Linked DNA regions of Homo sapiens: region 2 is linked to region 1. Evidence: chromatin loops called from intact Hi-C (ENCODE). Cell type or tissue: heart left ventricle. All regions are shown on one strand. Each heading gives the region's core, and the rest is flanking DNA. Links, peaks and the distances in the headings are about the cores only.

The links. A loop is a pair of places that touch in the nucleus more often than their neighbours do. Peaks named below come from ENCODE experiments on the same cell type or tissue, not always from the same donor. Only the 100,000 strongest peaks of a DNase experiment are listed, where the experiment ranks them.
Region 2: it touches region 1 in a loop (2.5-fold over the local background); 2 of 110 quality-filtered maps call a loop at or near these places.

What each region holds. Positions count from the first base shown.
Region 1 is chr1:165,922,358-165,926,690 of GRCh38, reverse strand. No RefSeq gene overlaps it. Among named protein-coding and RNA genes, the nearest start is that of MIR3658, 17 kb to the right of the region's middle. In heart left ventricle, for the core only: a CTCF peak has its summit at 1,816 (motif pointing left); no DNase peak of the experiment used is centred there.
Region 2 is chr1:166,305,875-166,310,207 of GRCh38, reverse strand. All of the region lies in intron 1 of LOC112268276 (a long non-coding RNA gene), which reads right to left. Among named protein-coding and RNA genes, the nearest start is that of FAM78B, 140 kb to the right of the region's middle. RefSeq lists an enhancer at 2,703-3,379. In heart left ventricle, for the core only: no CTCF peak of the experiment used is centred there; a DNase peak (open chromatin) is centred at 2,197; H3K27ac peaks cover 1,865 bases.

The DNA.
Region 1 (4,333 bases), core at 228-4,227:
GCCATTATCCTAAGTGAAGTAACACAGAAACAGAAAACCAAATACCACATGTTCTCACTTATAAGTGGGAGCTAAACATTGCATATACATGGACATAAAAATGCCAACAACAGACACTGGGGAATATTAGAGGAGGGACTGAGGGAGGGGCGCAGGGGCTGAAAAACTACACATTGGGTACTATGGTCTCTACCTGGGTGATGGATTCAGTCATACCCCAAACCTCAGCATCACACAATATACCTTTGTAACAAACCTGCACAGGTACCCCCAATTCTAAAATAAAGGCTGAAACAGAAAAAAAAAAATATCTATTAGCAAACCAGATGGTGCTGTTGGTGCTGTTGTTGACTGCATGATCAAATAAATCTCTAACATAAAACAGCAGAGAACAGGTTAAAACCCCCTCAGAGGAAATGCTATTCTAAAAATAGTCTCTCTTTGGTCCCCATTCCCACCCCAGCAGCCCCCTGACACATGCACATACACACACACACCAATGTGTGTGCATGGAAAGCTCACCTTAACTGAAGTTTTAAAAACACCAGTTTGATCAAATCAATAAAGACATTTTTAAAATAGACTCTGAAAGAAAATGGCCCTAAGGATCTCGCTGGGGTGTTCTTTGGCGCAGCAGGCGATAAGCATGGTGACTGACATTTCCAGTCTTTCCTCCTCCCCTCTCATGCCACCAATCATGAACAGGCACTTTAAGTCTCCCATCACCTTGAGAAGGGGTCAGTCTCCTTTCCTCAAGCATGAGAGAAGATGGCAAAGCTCTCTCTACCATTCAGTTCCTTTATTGGTCCTGAAAAGTGAGTGACAGTGGCTTTTCTTCTCGGAAGCTTATCTCAGGGGTTAGAGCAGCATCATACCACACCCATTCTTAATCTCCTCTTCCTCAGGGTCCCTGCCCGGAAAAGGAAAGTGCCCCTCTCCACAGTCTGGAGCATAACCCTCCCACAGGGCCACCCTTCTTGGATGCCAGGCTGACACCTCCCCAGAGAGTGTCAGAGCACAATGTTCAGCCCAACACTTTAATGACACTGCTGTTTCCTGGCTCTCAGATTTGTCCGAAACTGCCTGGTATACCTCGGCTTACTGTGGGTCTCCTCTTCTGGAAGAGTGTACATTCTAGTTAATTCAGTAAATGCCCATGGTGCACCCAAACTTCCTAGACTCTGAGGGCATTTTAGGGAAATTTATATTAACAATTATTTTAAAGCTTCATAAATATATGGCACTTATGAATTTTCAAAAGTACTTTGATCTTCATTACTTTGCTTAAATCTGACACAATCCTATGAGGTAGAAAGGACTTGATATTATCATCCCTAAATAAAGAGATTAAAGATTAGAGAGTGGTTAGTCCAGGGTTATGCAAATAGTCTACTGCAAAGCCTGGGTGGTCTCTGGCAGGCAACAGTAAAGCCATATGCACATGAAACAGGTGTATGAAGAGGTGGGTGAGACTGAGACTGAGAGGGTGGATGGTGCAGGTCCTGTAAGTTTCCTTCTCACAGACTGACCAATCTGAGTTCTACAGGAAAGCCACCCACAGTTCCTCCTTGTTGAGACCCCCTAGATCTAGGAGTTGGGATTGTACCTCTTTGTGCACATTCCATTCTGCCTTGTACAAGAGTTGTGTCTATATGTGAGGGGCCACTGGCCATTTATGAGGTCCTGGAAGGCAGGGAGGGCTTGGCACAGTACCTGGCACATGATAGGTGCTCTCTAGTGTGTTTGAATTGACCGTCCTCCAGCTGTTCTGAAGGTTAAAACAGGACTTTGCTGTGCTGTGGCTCATTCTCACCCTCTAGTGGCCACTTTTAAGAATAACGGACCACAGATGGAGCTGAGCTTCCAAAGCCAATCAGGAGGCACTGCCATGCCTAGGCCACAGTCCACCTTCTGGTCAGGAGAAACTCAGTTATCAATGGAACTCTTTAAAAATACATGTGCATCTCGGGCCGGGCGCGGCGGCTCACGCCTGTAATCCCAGCACTTTGGGAGGCCGAGGCGAGTGGATCACGAGGTCAAGAGATCGAGACCATCCTGGCGAACATGGTGAAACCCCGTCTCAACTAAAAATACAAAAATTAGCTGGGCGTGGTGGTGCGCGCCTGTAATCCCAGCTACTCGGGAGGCTGAGGCACGAGAATCGCTTGAACCCGGGAGGCGGAGCTTGCAGCGAGCCGAGATTGCACCACTGCACTCCAGCCTGGCGGCAGAGCGAGACTGCATCTCAAAAAAAAAAAAAAACAAAACAAAAAAACGTGTGCATCTCTGCTAGCGAGGCGTCTGGCTCTAAAGCAAAAGTCAAATAAGGAAATCAGCCAACTGTTTATCAGGCACTGACTACGTGGCAAGTACCCTGCCAGGACACATGAGATACAGGAAACACAGTTGCTGACCGTAAAGGAGCCCACAATTTAATGTGAAGTAACACTCCACCGCCCAGGCATCCCAGCATGCTTCACATACAAAGAACAATGGAAGTTTTAGAACTCCAAGCAACATTTGATGCTGTGAACAAAGCAGAATTTCTCTGGAGGAGAAAGTTTGAAAAAACCAATGAGACACTTTTTTTTTTTTCATTATCATGGTTCAGATAACCAGAAAACCTTCCTGCTACAAAATACCTACAAGTTCCACATAAAATACAAAAAAGATAATAATAATGAAGTCCTGCTTAATGCATAGCTGAGCATATAAGAAAATGACATTAGACAAGGGCCAAGAATAGCAATTTAAAACATTAGTATAAAACACAATCAAAAATCAACAAGCAGATTTGGACTATAATGAAATGGTTTTTCTAAAAGCCAAAAATATGGTCACTGAAATTAAAAACTTGGTAAGTTTTAAACAGCAAACTAAACATGGGTGAAGAGCGAGTAACTAAATTGGAAATGATCTAAGGAGCTTAGCTACAATGTAGCTTGAGAGATAAAAAGATTAAAAATAAGGCAGGGCACAGTGGTACATATCAATAATCCCATCACTTTGGGAGGACAAGATGGGTAAATCGCTTGAGTCCAGGAGTTCGAGACCAGCCTGGGCAACATAGTGAAACCCCATCTCTACAAAAAATACAAAAATTAACCGGTCATGGCGGCTCACGCCTGTGGTCCCAGCTACTTAGGAGGCTGAGGTGGGAGGATCACTTGAGCCCAGGAGGTTGAGGCTGCAGCAAGCCATGATCACTCTACTGCATTTCAGCCTGGGCTATAGAGTGAGACCCTGTCTCAAACAAACAAACAAACAAAAAACAGATTAAAAATAAAATAAGAGAGTAAGAGACTTAGAAGAAAGAGCAAAAGGTCCTATGTACATGGAACCACAGATCAAAAGATAGAAAACAGAGAGAAAAGTGAGAAGGCAACATTAGAAAAGATAATAGCTATAAATTTTCTAGAATAGATGAAACACATAGAACTCGCCTTCAGGAAGCACATGCCCTAAGTAGGGTAAATAAAAATAAATCCACATTTCAACACATCATAAGAAATTGCAAAACATCAAAGAGAAATCTTTTTAAAAGACAGAAAACAGAAGACCAATCTATCCAAAATGTTGAGAGAAACAGCTAAATTATAACTCAAGAATGAGGGTAAAAAAAGGCATTTTCCAACAAAGAGTGTCCCACTAATAATTCTGACAAATAATTATGAAAAAAATGTGTGTTATGAAGAAAACTGAATCCATAACCAAGATTGACAATGCAAAATAAAATAGTGAACAAAGTCATTAGTAATAATCTGGGAAAATCTAAATGAGCACTGACAGGATAAAACAGTAATCGTAACTAATGTCAAGAATATAAAAGCAAGGTGGAACTATAATACTTAACATCAATAACATGTAAGATAGACAGAGTGGTCAGAGTTTAAGCTTTCAAAGCTTTCATATTGTTTAGGAAGAGGAGAGAAATACTGATTAAATTCAGATTTTGTCAACTATCCATGTCAATTTTAAAAGATGGCCACTAAAGTAAGAAAAATATAATGTGTGTAATTTTCAACCCTAAAAAGAGGATAAAAGTGAACATAAAAAATCTCAACTTTTGGTTAAACAGGATAGGTTGAACCACTGTTTTCTCTCTGCTGTCTTCTAACACCACTCTAAAAATAGTGAATTTAGCAAGATTGCAGAATAAAAGACCAATATATAAAAATCAATTGTATTCTTATATGCTTGCAATAAACAATCGTTAAGTTGGACTTCTAAAAAAATACTATTCACAATAGCATCATAAAATATAAAATATGTAGGGATACATCTGATAAAAGATATTTAAGACTTATACATTTAAAACAATAAAACATTGCTG
Region 2 (4,333 bases), core at 220-4,219, 380 kb before region 1:
TAATAGAAAAGCTAGAAATAAGTGCACATAAACATGGTCAACTGATGTTTAACAAAGGAGCAAAGGCAATACATGGATAAAAGATAGTCTTTTCAACAAATGGTGCTGGAACAATTACACATCCAAATGCAAAAAAAAAAAAAAAAAAAGAAGAAGAAGAATTTAGCCACACCTTATACCACTCAAAAAAAGCTTTTCCTGCATTTAACTCAAAATGGATCACAGACATGAATGTAAAATGCAAAACCATAAAACACTTACAAGATAGCATAGAAGAAAACCTAGATGACCCTAGATGTGGTGATGATTTTTTAGGTCCAACACCAAGCCACAGTCCATGAAAGAGATAATTGATAAGCTGGACTTCATTAAAATTAAAAACTTCTGCTTTGCAAAAGATATTGTCAGGAGAATGAGAAGACAAGCCACAGACTGGGAGAAAATATTTGCAAAAGACATATCTGATAAAGTGCTGTTATCCAAAATATACAAAGCTCTCTTAAAACTCAACAATAAGAAAACCAACATCTTGATTAAAAAATAGGCAAAAGGCCTGAATAGATACCTTGCCAATGAAGATATACAGGTGGCAAATAAGCATATGAAAAGATGCCCAAAATCATATGTAATTGGAGCAACAACGCAAATTAAAGCAACAATGAGATACCACCTACTAGAATGACAAAATCTACAACCCTGACAATACCAAATGTTGTGAGGATACAGAGCAACAGGAACTTTCATTCAGTGCTGATGGGAATGAAAAATGGTACAGCCACTTTGGAAAACAATTTAGCAATTTCTTGCAAAATTAAATATACTTACCATATAATCTGACAGTCATGATCATTGATATTTACTCAAATGAATTAAAAACATATGTTCACACAAAAATCTGCTCATAGATATTAATAGTAGCTTTATTCGTGATTGCCAAAACTTGTAACCAACCAAAATGTCATTCAGTAGGTGAATGGTTAAATAAACTATGGTGCATCCAAACAATGATATATTATTCAGAAGTTTTTAAAAAAGCTATCAAGCCATGAAAACACATGGATAAAATTTAAATGCATATTACTAAGTGAAGGAAGCCAATCTGGAAAGGCTATGTGCTGTATGATTCAAACAATATGACATTCTAAAAAAGGCAGAAAGGATCAGTTGTTGTCAGGTGTTGAGGGGAGGGAAGAATGAGTAGCAGGAGCACGGAGGATTTTTAAAGCAGTAAAAGAATTCTGCTTGATATTATAATGGCAGTTACATGTAATTATATACCTGTCAAATCTGTAGAATGTACAACACCAAGAGTGAACTCTAATAAAAACTATGGACTTATGTGATAATAATGGGTCAATGTAGGTTCATTTTTGTAAAAAATGTACCACTGTGGTGTGGGATATTGGTAGTAGGGGAAGCTGTGTATACATGGGGACGAAGAGGGTTACAGGCTCTGGACCTTCCAGTTGGTTTTGCTGTGAACCTAAAACTGCTATAAAAATAGTCTTCAAAATAATAATATGAAGAGTAATAATAATAATAATAATAATAGCCAACATTCATGGAGGGGTGGCTTTATGCCAACCATTGTGCTCATGAGTTTGATAATAATCACTGCCAGTATTTGATTAAGTCTTTACTAAGCGCCAGATTATACTAAGTATATTAAACACATATCTCATTTATTCCTCTCCAAAATACTGAAGGGGAGGTCTTACTTCCCTCATTTCACAGAAGAGTCTTGTCCAAGGTCATGATGGAGCCAGTGCACAATCACAATTAGTTTCCTTCCTTTCTTCCATCTGCTGAAAGTCTAAGGCAGGTCTGCTTCTAGACCACAGCAACCAGACCAGAAGTGAAGGTAAGATTCTTTAAACCAAGCATGACCTGGGGTGTTCAAAAGGCCTCTAGTATGAACCCAGAACTCTATAAAGCCGGCAGGCAGAGCAAAGATAGGCAAACCACCTTTGTAAAAGACATCACTTCTCTGCCATGAGAAGAATAAGCCTTCATACAGGAATGGATTTCACTAATAAAAGGCAGATGCCCGAGAAGCACTTTTTGTTCCAATGCTTGATGCCAGCCACAGTCCCAAAAGATGATTAGAATAGAAACACTTCATTGCTGATCAGGTGGGTCTGGTTGGTGAGATTCCCAGCTGTCATATTAGAACATACCAACGTGATAATCACCAGGCCACAGCGGCCACGGTTGACTGGCTCCGCTGCTGGCTCATTCACAACAGTGTCAGACACAGCTTTTCCCTGGAAATTCCCTCCACAAGCCCAGTGTTTCCCCAAGACCCATTCAATCAACTGCTTAATCAATTACTCCGGTGATGTTTTAAATGCCTGAGAGAAACTTGAATGTAAAAGAATAACATTGCCCCTCTGCTCTCAAAGACACTTTCATCAATCAAAGTCTCCCCCAGAGCTGGTAAGGGGCAGGAGAGGGTGTCAACCCCCTCCAGATTCCATGGCCACTACATAATGGAGGAGAGAGATTATAATCCTACAGAATCCAAAATCTGGATGCTGTTAGGCAGGCAGAGGAGGGGCAGGATGCTAGTTAGCAATCAGCAAATGCCCACCACGGAGGGTCTCTGGATTCACTGAGCCTCTCCATTAACTAGATCACCAGGGAAAAGAAGGACATAGATGCCTTGAGAAACCACAGATGTCAAATACAGTCATATATATTACCTCACTTCATTCTCTCCTCAGCCTTGTAAATTAGGTTTAATTTTATCAATTGGCAGGCAACAGGAGGTCGGAGGATTTAAGTATCTTTCTCACGTTGATAGAGGCAGTAGGTACTTAAGCCTAGATTTGAAGCCAAGTCTATTTGGCTTCAAAGTTCTTGCTCATTTTACTGAATTGTTACCTCCCTCAAAAGGCAATGACAAATTTTTTACTGGATTCTGGGACTCAACAGTTAGTGAATAGGAATAGAGAAGCAAATTCTGAGACATGAGCATTGGGAATCAGGGAGAGGTGAGAAGGCAAGGCAGTTAAGTGATTAAGTGTAATGACACTGACAGAGAATACAAGTCCCCTGAGTAGGGAATCTCCATACATTAGTGCATTATAATGGAAATTTAGTTGGGACTATGCCATCCAAAATAAAATTTACATTTCTCTGCATTATATGTGGCCACATGTGGTCATGGAACTAATCTCAGGACAATAAGATGTATACAGAATGCCAAATGGAAGTTTCCAGAAACCTTCCCCAAAGACAGGTGAAATGTCTTTTCCCTTCTTCATCTCTTCCTCTTTGCAGAATGGTTAGGGAACATGATGACTGCAGCTTGAGCAGCCATCTTGGACTACCAGGTAATGGGTGAATAAAGGCCACACACAAGATGAAGAGATACAAGGAGCCCGGGTTCCAAGGACCTCAGGAAGCAAAGCCACCAAACCACCTCTGGACAGCCTAATCTGATCATAGCTGATACACTAATTATAAGAATTTGAATAAATTTCTGAAACACCCTGAATCTCAGTTTTCTCCTCTGTAAACGGGCATAATAATGAGGACAGTAATTGCTAATTTCATGGGTGGTTGTGTGTACTAATTTAGGGAACAGGTTAATTGTGCTGATTAAACAGGTATTTAGTAAGAAACAACCATAAGGACTATCACTAGCTCTCTTTCTACAAGTCAATCTTGGGTACCCTAATTGTTTGGCAATGAGAGGAGAATTTCCTCAGGTGGGATGGCTGCTGGACGCCATATTTCTCCTGCCTCAGCCTCCTACGTGCCACCATGCCTGGCTAATTTTTGTATTTTTAGTACAGATGGAGTTTGCCCATGTTGGCCAGGCTGGTCTCGAACTCCTGACCTCAAGTGATCCACCCACCTTGGCCTCCCAAAGTGTTGGGATTACAGGTGTGAGCCACCGTGCCCTCCCTGTTCACTGTCTTTTGAGATAGGTCTTCAGGTCTCAGCTCCTGTTCATCAGTGGCCACACCACAAGAGGGTCATCTCTTTAGTCTATTTCCCTTCCCTAACCTTCCCCTGATGACCTTCCTTTCTATTTTCCTGAGAAAAGAGAAGCCACCAGAAAAGCACATCCACAAACTTTCACCTCTGCATCTACCCCACTACCTGCATCTAGGCCAGTATGCTCTGCCTTGACTCCTGTTACCATGGATGTATTTTCTGTCCTGCCATTCAAGGTCAACCCCTACTCCAGAACCCATCTCCTTCAGGCCAAAGAAATGACCATTCTGTCTCCTACTCCTCTATTTGTCCTCTACTTCCTCATTTTCATCAGCACACAAATATGCTATCTGATCTTGAAAAAAAATCTCTTGTCCACATGTGGCCC